3 separate regions of the Homo sapiens genome follow, and regions 2 and 3 are each linked to region 1. Evidence: chromatin contacts called from ENCODE Hi-C or POLR2A ChIA-PET data. All regions are on one chromosome and are shown on one strand. The core of a region is the stretch at or near the end of the contact, and the rest is flanking DNA. Distances in the headings are between cores, read along the strand shown. Region 1 holds the start of DCTN4 (dynactin subunit 4). Region 2 holds the start of ZNF300 (zinc finger protein 300). Region 3 overlaps LOC124901108 (a long non-coding RNA gene).

Evidence for each region. A loop is a pair of places that touch in the nucleus more often than their neighbours do. ChIA-PET counts read pairs that join two places held with the same protein, here RNA polymerase II (POLR2A). Pooled maps may share reads with other maps.
Region 2: a loop to region 1 is called in a map of PC-9, with 25 times the contacts of the local background. The contact joins the promoter of ZNF300 here to the promoter of DCTN4 in region 1. A Hi-C loop is called at or near these places in 3 of 168 maps with a recorded cell type or tissue (PC-9 and dorsolateral prefrontal cortex) and 11 of 50 pooled maps. POLR2A ChIA-PET finds 5 or more read pairs at or near these places in 1 of 52 experiments (WTC11).
Region 3: a pooled map shows a loop between it and region 1 (1.8-fold over the local background). The contact joins the enhancer-like site here to the promoter of DCTN4 in region 1. A Hi-C loop is called at or near these places in 1 of 168 maps with a recorded cell type or tissue (B cell) and 7 of 50 pooled maps. POLR2A ChIA-PET finds 5 or more read pairs at or near these places in 3 of 52 experiments (GM12878, Panc1 and activated B cell).

What each region holds. Positions count from the first base shown.
Region 1 is chr5:150,757,621-150,761,193 of GRCh38, reverse strand. It overlaps DCTN4 (dynactin subunit 4), which reads left to right and starts at 2,177. Exons shown (of 13, transcript NM_016221.4): 1 at 2,177-2,335. The coding sequence starts at 2,201. RefSeq lists enhancers at 2,102-2,401, 2,832-2,901.
Region 2 is chr5:150,903,432-150,906,668 of GRCh38, reverse strand. It overlaps ZNF300 (zinc finger protein 300), which reads left to right and starts at 1,689. Exons shown (of 6, transcript NM_052860.4): 1 at 1,689-1,965; 2 at 2,692-2,805. LOC124901112 (a long non-coding RNA gene) reads right to left here and starts at 1,434. Exons shown (of 2, transcript XR_007058999.1): 1 at 1,303-1,434.
Region 3 is chr5:150,608,285-150,611,545 of GRCh38, reverse strand. It overlaps LOC124901108 (a long non-coding RNA gene), which reads left to right. Exons shown (of 3, transcript XR_007058996.1): 3 at 3,031-3,261. It also overlaps a transcript of SYNPO not described here. Among named protein-coding and RNA genes, the nearest start is that of SYNPO, 31 kb to the left of the region's middle. Within about 2 kb of position 1,470, at least 15 of the 41 ENCODE cell types and tissues checked have a DNase peak (open chromatin) inside an H3K27ac peak, as active enhancers do.

The DNA of each region.
Region 1 (3,573 bases), core at 928-3,427:
GCCTAGAATTTCACAAGGGCTTATTGCCAGTATTTATTAAATGTGGATATCCTTTGATCTGCCAGTTCAACTTTAGGGTCTCTGTATTAGCCTGAGTTCCCCCTAGAAAGCAGAGCTCAAAATGAGATTCTGCAGGCAGGAAGCCAGGATTGAGAAGTGAATGAGGGTGAGTCCAGGGCTGGGTAGAGTGAAAAAGCAACACAAGGCTACATTATCAAGCTGGTCACCATTGTGCATAACTAGGACTCGATCCTGCTAGAACCCTGAGCCTTTGAGGATGGAAAGTATCTCATTTATCGCTAGTTCCCTCCCCAGTACCTGGCATGTAGCAGGGACAAGATAATTGGCCACTTAATTATTTAAAATCAGTGCTCTAAAAAGTGTCTGTTTTATGTGGATTCAGCTCAAGTCTCCAGCCTTTCTGTACCTGCAGGCTCTGGGACTTCATTTTAACAGCATAGTCCAGAAAAGGGAATTTAAACTCAGTAGAGACTAGTTTATAAACCAGAAAACCAACGAATTCATTAACCTAAAGAAATAATTGCAAATGAGTTGGCTAGTAATATATTCTCTCCTAGGAGCAGATGTCACCTATGAAACTAAATTAGTGCCAGGCTATTGCTTGGTGAACAAGTAATGACTTTTAGGCTCAATTGGTAAAGCGTGACATAAATTGTGAGATTAGCACTGTATAAGCTGAAAAGGTCTATATAAATGTAAGGTATTATTAACATCACCATATTAGAAAATATGCTGGAGGGAGTATACATAGGGGTTATACCTGCAAGCACTAGAGTCAGAGAGAAAAGGGTTCTACCTCCATCTATGAAACCTTATAGAGGAGTCACTGCACTTCCCTGTGCCTCAGTTTCCTGCTCTGTAAAATAGAAATAATGATAGCCACATGCTTTTTGGAGCTGTTGTAAGAATTAAATTAGACAATGTATGTAAAGTTTTGACACAGTGTGCTGCACTTAATAAGTGCTCAATAAATGTTTGCTAATAGTATTCAGTTCCCTTTCTTCTCAATCACCAACTCTAACGTCAGACAGGTAATAATACAACACTACTACAATTATAAAAATGTAGACCTGGTGGCAGGCAACAGAGGCTCCAGTTTCTGCTAGGCAGTTCTAGGTGGTCATTTTACATACTGGGGAGTCCCAGTTAGAGAAAGGGAGTCAGGCTAGTGGGACCAAGGGATAGCAAGAAGAGCAGATGCACTCTAAGTCTGCCTTTCTTCATGGTGCAGGACACGTAGCCCTCCTGTGCAAATAACTCACAATCTTCCTGCACTCAGCTATCACGAGACACATGCAAGTTAGCTCCCTGTAACCTTGGAGTTCTCGGTACTGCACAGCACTCTGCAGCCCAAGAACCATCGGATAAAATCTCCAGCAAGCCTTTGTTTCCTTGAAGTCAGCTCCTCTCTGGCTGGTCTGCCCATTGCAACCTTTCAACGTATTTTCATACCTTCTCTAATAAATCTGCATTTCTTTACCTAAAACTGTTGATAAATTATTTTCCCACCCATGTAATACCAGTCTCACGTAGTCGCTGCTCACCCAAGAGGCAGACCTGAGCCTTAGTTTACACATTAGAAAAACGTAGACGCCTACCAACATTGTTCATTCATTGATTTCATTCCCTCCTTTTCATACTTATTGAAGGTCCACAATACAGACTTAGACCTAACGCTAACTATGTACTCAAAAACCTGCGTTTCAAATGAGATAATGTATGTGAAAGTTCCCAAAGGCCATTGGCAAGACTCAGAAGACAGTGCTGGTGTGACTCCTGTCTTGCAGTCCCCACGGAGCCCTGTCCCTTTGAGACCTTCCATTTGTCTCCTGGATGCTCGCCTGTTAAGTGGGGCAGAGGAGGCCGTCGTAAATAAGACAAAAGATCAGGCTTCCATTCTGGAAGAAAAGAATAAAAGGAGCTCACTGAGTCCAGACCTAATGGCAGTAAGGGCAGTGGACGCTCACAAAAGCGCTGGGGGACGGGCCCAGAGTTGGGGAGAAAACAGGGATCCCAGCTGCGCACGCGCGCTCTGGTTTTCGACGGGCGCAGAGCCGGACGAGGTGGGAAACCTAACGTCAAAGTCTACGTAGGAAGTCGTAGGGAAGGCAGCGAGGAAGACGCTGGCTCTCGGGTCACGTGATGCGCCGGGAGCGTCATCGCCTCCTCCCTCCCCAAGATGGCGTCCTTGCTGCAGTCGGACCGGGTTCTCTATCTAGTCCAGGGAGAAAAGAAGGTTCGGGCCCCGCTCTCGCAACTCTACTTCTGCCGCTATTGTAGCGAACTGCGGTCGCTGGAATGTGTGTCTCACGAGGTAACAGAGTCGCCCTATAGCGAGTATGTGGGGTGGGGGGGGCGCGGCGTTCATGCTAGTCACTGCCACCGGAAGGCTGGAGCTATTTTCCTTCCTTACTGATTGGTTATGTCTTCCGTCACTCGGGTTTGCCTGCGATTTAATTTGCTTCTAATCTGTCACTTGGAAAGGAGGAGCAGCCTCGGGTGGGACTGAGCGGATCTTCTGGTTCTAGAGCGGCCTCTGATTGGACAAACTTGACTTAGGGACCGTGTCTGTCTGCGATGGGGCTTGGTAATTGGGTGGACTACGGAGAAAGGTCTGGGGGTGCTTAGTTCAGGCCACTTAAGGGGCGAAAAACTGCCTTTCCAGGATTTATTGCGAGGATGGAGGGAGGCGCAGGCGTTCTCATTCATAGTTCTCCCATCCTGAAAGTTCTGTTCCTCTTTTGTCCAGAAACTGGGCCCTCGTCAGACTGCCTTGCCCTGTTCCTGACTCAGGCCAAGGCCTGCAGCCGGGAAGAGGTTGGGGCGGCGTGAGTTATGTGAAAAGCGCTCAGAATACAGTATGTCATGTAAGAAGCTGAAAGTGTATTTATGGAGCTAGAGGACAATGCTGTCCTTCCCTGGCACAAGTGGGCGTCCGAAGTTGGATTTTTCAAAAAGAAGACCCCGGCCAGTAAAAAGTCACCAAATAACAAAACCCCAAAACTTCTGCAGCGCTTGGCACATCTTGTTTATTCAGTAAGCTTTAGGGATTAAAAGGCGAGTAAGACATAAAATGCGCTGTTTAATAAGCCATAGTCTTAGTGAAGAAAAAGCTGATAGTAGTAATAGTTGCTGCTTATTCGATACTTGCTATATGTCATGTGCTTTATGTAATCTTCAAACCAATTTAAGTGGATACTTTTTTTAAAAAATTTTTTTTACAGGTAAAGAAACAGATACAGAGTGTTCGCTGTAAGTCACACAGCCAGTAATTTGGGGGTGGGAAGGAGGACCTGGATTTGAATCTAAACAGCCTAACTCAGAGTGTTTTTTACTGAAGATCCCGGGACTGTTAAAATAAATGCATATGAAAACACATACTATAAGCCATTTTATGTGTTATTAATAACTTATTTTATTGAAGATACTTTTCATAATAGGAATAGTCAAGAAAAGCAATTAAATAATACAAGAAAAATCGTATATATTAAAAATATGGCATCGATTTTTCTTCTCATCTCCATTAGCACTTTCCTTATGTGTATCTCCTTG
Region 2 (3,237 bases), core at 440-2,939, 150 kb before region 1:
TCCTTTCATTATGAGGGAGGCTTCCTGTTCCTTCAACATCTTCTTTTTAAATTAGGTACTACATAAGGACAGCTTTCCGTAATTCTTAAGATGAAGAACTAAAGTTTTTACAATTCCTACAAGGCTCTCCGCATAGGAATAGTAGTAGAGTCTGGCCTTTTCCTGACTCTACAACTTCCACTGGCATCACTCCTTGAGGGTGAGGTATCTGAATTAATCATTACTATATACCTTTACCACTAAACTCAGTGTCTACACTGTCTTAAGCTCAAGTCAAGAAATAAATATTGATATAACTGTGGAAGTCTAAATAGAGATGAAGAGGTTAAGTGTTCACAACCAACTATTTCTTATCCTCTTTGTCTTGACCAACCTTTAGTCAGACTTCTCTCCTTCCCGCAGGCCCCTTCATTTTGGCTTCCCCTGAGTTGAAACACTGCACTAATGCACTATGATTCAAAACATCTCCCCTTAACCGCTTATTCTCAGAATTCCATGACAACAGAAACAATTTCTGTAGAAATGCCCTGGTTTTGCCACCTGCACACCCCTATCTCATATCCTTCTCCCTACAAAGTTCCTGCTAACCCTTCTTACTCTTCCCTATAAAAAAAAAAAAAGTCATTTTGTTGATATTGTGATTCTTGCAGATTTGAGATTGGAGCATTCTTCCTAATGCAACAGTGTTCTTTCTGAATACATTGTCTTCTTATCTAAGTGCATTTGTTTTGACATGAGAAATAAATTGCTAAATGTAAAATTGCTGCCTATTTCATAACATATCAAAAAGCATGACTCGTGTGAAAATTATGATTCAAAATTGTATTCATTTATACAAATGAAACATTGGTCTGTGAACATGCATTTTGCTTTTTTAAAGCTTGATGTAAGGTCTAAGGGTTAAGATAACAATTTTAGTATTCTCTTTGGCTGGTTCATTTTTAAAAAATCATGTTGTTGTTGTTGTTTCTGAAATCTAACCTTCTCAGTCTCTCCCTTATGTCTGTTCCAATTTTCAAGTCTCTTTTCTGTCTCAATCTGTCTGTCTACCACGCTCTACCCCTTAGATCCCCACTTCTATTCCTATGTCTATTTTTTTCTCTTCAGTCTCCCGTCTCTCCTCCTTTCTAGGCTGGCTCCTTTGTCCCCATTTCCCCCATTTTCTCTCTGATTCTCTGCTTCTCACTTCCCTCTCTTTGTGCCTCAGTCTCCTCTTCCCTGCTCTTAATTTCCCTTTTTCCTTCAGTCGACCTCTTATTACTTATTACTGCAATATCAAATTCCCTTATAAGGATTCCTTACCGTTGTTATTGGCATAATTACAGTACACAATGATTGTTCAGCCCCCAGATTTTGTCCCTCTCTCCCACAGTGAAATCTCCCTGGAGAGGACCGCACCATTCCACGCTTCCCCTCTGAGCAGTCGAATCTCCCGGCATGGGGCTGTACCATTCACAAACACGTCCATGGTACCATCTAAAATTCCTCCCCTTTCGTCAGAAGCATGCTTCCAATAGAGGAAGGTTCACTCCAACTTCCTCTTCAATCCCCCTTGTAAAATCTTTCTGCAAAAGTGTGCTCCTTAATGCTCCTTTCGCAGGCCTCCTTTCCGTCGCCTTCCCCTCCCTTCGCTGCCGCTGTGGTACAGCCCATTCTCGGGCTCAGCACTGGGCGAATCCTCCGCTAGTACGAAGACGACCGGGCTCTCAAGATGGCGGCCCCATGCGGAAACAGCTCCAGGGAGCAGCCATGTTGCTTCCTGAACAAAGCCTCTGAAGATGCGGAACGGGCAAAACCGCCCAGTACGGAACGGCGCAGCCTCGGGAGCCCGGTGTGGTGCTCGCGGACAGGAAGCAGGAGAGTTTGCCAATAGGGATGTGACAGCGGTTCCCATTAAGCGGTGATGGTGGTTTTGGGACCTGATAATCGAGCTGGGAGTCAGAGGCGGGATGTGTGCGGTGAAGGGTGAGTCTGTGGGATTGGTAATGGGAGGAGAGGAGCCCGTGAGGGTCAGTGGTAGGAGGTTTATGAAATCACTGGTGGGGGAAGTAGGTGGGATTAATGTTGGATTTATGTGGGAGTCCGAGATGTGATTAGTAACAGGGAAGTGAGAGGTGAGGGGGTGTCTATTAGGTCAGGAATGGCTTGCAGGTGGACTGACTGGTGGGTTTAACTGGGTTCAGTGATTTAGGGGACTCTGAGGAATCAGTGATGGGAGGCTATGGACTAAATGATGGGGGCGTCCATGTGTTCAGTGATGTGATGGACATGGGGGAGTTCAGTAGGGTATATGATTACTAGGCCTGAGAATTCCGAGATTTAGATGGGGACAGTAATGGGGCCACGGTGTCATGGTGGTCAGCCACATTTTACTGGGGAAGGCCTTTACTTAACGTTAAATTTCCACAGGTCATAGGCAACTGTTTGAGTTCTTAAAGGTCAACCCCTTTTCACATCTTTTCTTAGTCTACCATTGCCCACTAAGCATTTCTGATGGTACCCCCATCAAATGGTCATTTTAAAACAAGACCAAACAAATCAAAACTGATAAAATCATAATTAAAAGTTTGATTTCAGTTCTCCACTTTCTAAGTTTATTTAAATCATTTTATATTTTATTCAAGAGACATTTATTGAGCATCTGCGGGATATCCAGAGATGAGTATGATTGTTTCTTTTGTTTCCTTCCAGATGTTTTGATACCCCCATATAAAATAATCTGTCTGTCATGGGAGCCCCCACGTCCTCTGAAATAGTTCAGCTCTGTCTGCATGACTTGTCCTGGGACTGAGGAAAATTTACCAGGTATTTACCTTCCTGCATTGTGGTATACTCTTTTTTTTTCCAGTGGTTCCAACCTATCACCATTTTTGTATACAGACAATAGAGCTGTTGAAAAAGAGCAATAAAAATTTAAACAGAAAACATCTTAAAATTAACCTTTGAGTTCATGCACATTGATTTAGCAAGAGTTTTCTAAGTTGGGGGAAAATATAAGAGAGTTCTTGGAAAATTGTTGGAATTCAGCTGCTGGTTCTTTTTAGGAATAGGGAACACATGCCTCAGTTTTCCATTTGGTCATTCCCATTCTTACTGCCAAGGAGCTCCATCTTCACTTATATCCTTATATAGCTATCCATGATTATTGCCTCATGAAAATCTTCTATAAATAGAATTGCTGATTCCCAAGGGGAACAGTAAGTTGTTAGTAAATCAACTGGAAACATATCTTCACAT
Region 3 (3,261 bases), core at 221-2,720, 150 kb after region 1:
CCCAGGAGCCATAGGAAACCAGCCCTTGGCACGAGGTAGTGGTGAGAGGTTGGGAAGAACTTCCAGCTGGGCACACTGGGTGGTCTCAGGAGAGATAAGGCTTCAGTTCAGCCTCAGAATAGTGGGTAACTTCAGATGAGTCCCTGCATCTTACTGAATTTCAGGTGCCCTCCTGGTAGAATGGAGACTCAGTCATTCATTTACTCATTTGTTCACTCAATGCATATTCACAGAACGCCTGCTAAGTGCCATCACTATTTTAAGTGCTGGCAGTACACAGTGAACAAAAGAGAAAGAAACTCTGCCCACGTGAAGCTCACATGTTAGCTGGGGTGGACAGATAAATAAATAAGAAAGTATGTCAGATGGTGTTAAATACGATGGAAAAATAAGCCAGAAAGGCGGCCTGGGAGTGCTACGTGTCATTAAGATAAAGAAACTGCTATGAACATAACAAATCTTAACAGATGCCATTCCGTGTTTTGTATAGCATATGCATTTCAAGTTCACTATTATGTTAAATCCTCATATGCAATTATAAAAAAAACACAAACCAACATTAGGTGACAAACTTAGAAACATAAGCCCTACAAACCCTTGGGAGACATATTTCTTAGGCTAATATTCTGATTATTCAATTGTTCACCATTTTAGAACCTTCCTATTCCATTCTGAATATGTCTACTATTTAGAAATGAGTATTTTTTGTAATCTTGTATATAAAAAATAAGATTTCATATGTTAGCATTCTTTTTTTGGAACATTCTTTTCCAAGTTCGTTATTGGTAGAGCATCTCCTCACTGTAAAACACATGATATGCAATGAGTTTGAGGACAATAATAATGATATCATATTGCTGTGAGGATTAAATAAGGTAACCTGTGTACATGCTCAATAGAAACAGCTGTTGTTATTATAATTATTGTTTTTGTGAAGTGGTGACTGAGGGCATTACAAGAGCTACCACGTATTGAATATTGAGCATGTGCTGGGCACTGTATCAATCTTGTTTCTTGTTTCTTCCTCACAATAACATTATGAGGCAGGCACCTACTGTTATCCCTCAGTTAACAGATTGAGGAAGCAGAGGCTCACAGAGGGTGAGTCTGTGCCCATGATCCCAGAGCAGGAAAATGACCAAGCTGGAACCTGACCGGTGTCTGTGGCCTGGCGTGGTCACTGGAGGTTTTCTGAGGGTCTGGGGAGAGGCCATTTCACACAGCACAGAGTCCTTTGTTCTGGCTCTGGCTCTGCCGTGCCTGTGACTGTGGCCACATGCCTCCACTCTTGGGCTTTGGTGACCTCCCTGCACAATGACAAGCCTGGGCCTGGGGTCTCAAAATGCTCTTCCAGCTTTAGACTGCCTGTGGAACTCAGCACCCAGGATGCTGGGGCACTCAAGCCTGTTCCAAGTGGACTCACTGAAGCCAGCCTGCTCACAGAACCAGCCAAGTCCCCAGTACGTCACATCTATTTCTGCCCTGCTGGGTTTATAAATACATGGGCCAGGGAACCAGCTTCAGAGGAACTGGGGAGACTGAAGTCATGGCTATAAATACGGGGCTGAGACTGGCTGAGGTCAGGCAGGGGTGTGGCAGGGCAGAGGCCACTCTGCACAAAGTCCAGTCTCCCTTGGCCACACCAGAAAATGGGGGCTCAGATGGGGAGGGACTTGCCCAAGGCTACGCAGTCAGCAGATGGGGAGAGGGCTGGCACACAGGGCCCTGGCTCTGAGACTGCTCCACACTGCCCCCCCCCGCCACATTCACAGTGCCCCCTCACCCTGTCCCCCAGTTTAAACAAGAGACTGAGACGGATACTATGATTTCGGTTTCTATAGTAAACTTATGCTGATAACATACTGCTTTTTATCTGTTGCATACATTGGGGCTCCCAAATATTGCATTGCAGAAAGGGTTCAAGGACTAAAAATTCAGAAAATGCCTAACCAGCCAGGCATGATGGCTCACGCCGATAATCCCAGCATTTTGGGAGGGCGAGGTGGGCAGATCACCTGAGGTCAGGAGTTCGAGACCAGCCTGGCCAACATGGTGAAACCCCATTTCTACTAAAAATACAAAAATTAGCTGGGCGTGGTGGTGCATGCCTGTAATCCCAGCTACTCGGGAGGCTGAGGCAGGAGAATTGCTTGAACCCGGCAGGTGGAGGTTGCAGTGAGCCGAGATAGAGCCATTGCACTCCAGCCTGGGCGACAAGAGTGAAACTCCATCTCAAAAAATTAAAAAAATTAAAAATAAAAATAGAAAATGCTTAACCATGCCTACCAAATGGGATCCCTTCTTCTCCATGCCAAGTGGCCCAGCTGTGTGCTGAAGCCAGCCACACTGTCTCAACAGCCAATGCACCCTTTCCCAGCTCTGCATTCAGGGACATTGTCAATGGCTTAAAATGGGCCACGGTGGGAGTAGTTACACCACAGAAACTGGCAGGTGCTACAAATCAAAGCTTTTTTTTCTCCAGAGAGCAAGTTGTTAGACATTTATCCACACACCGCTGGTTAAAACCATGACTAGTGAATCCCTATCATACCCATTTCCTGACTGTCTGAACTTGCCCCGGTTACTTTACTTCTGTGAGCCTCCAATCTTTCATCTGTGGAGTGGGAACCCTAACCACGCCTGCATCATAGCAACTGTGAGGGCTACCGGAGCTGGTGCCCCTAAGGGTTAGCATGGCAATTCCCAAACTTGTCCACCTCATCAGAATCACCTGAGGATCTTTTATACATTCCAAAGCTCTGGCCACACCCCAGACAAATTAAATCACAGCTTCTGGGGGTAGGACCTGGGATCAGCGTATTTTGAAGCTTCGCAGGTTGTTCCTATGCGCAGGTAGGTTTGGGAACCCTCACTCTTTGCAAGCACTATGTAGATGCCCAGAGATCATACAGGGATGGGGAAAGTGCAGACCCCACATCACTGCTCCATTGTTTAACTCCTGGGGTTTCAGGAAAAAAAAAATGTATTAAAAATAGTGGGTTTTATTCATTTGTTTTTTCTGTTTAAAAGCCTAACCAGCCTAAAGAAACCATGGGAGGAGAGGCTCTTACCCTCTCCTTTGCAGATGTGGGCCCGGCTGCCTCACACTCCAGAGCAGATGGGCCACAGGCTTATAGGTCCCAAGGAAGCTTCACTTCATGTGGTACCCAGCTGGCCAGCCAGGAAGATGGAGGGGCTTCTGGCTGGCCTCTCTTCCTCTCCTAGAAAGTCATGCTGGCCCTTTTGGGTCCATGGGCCAAA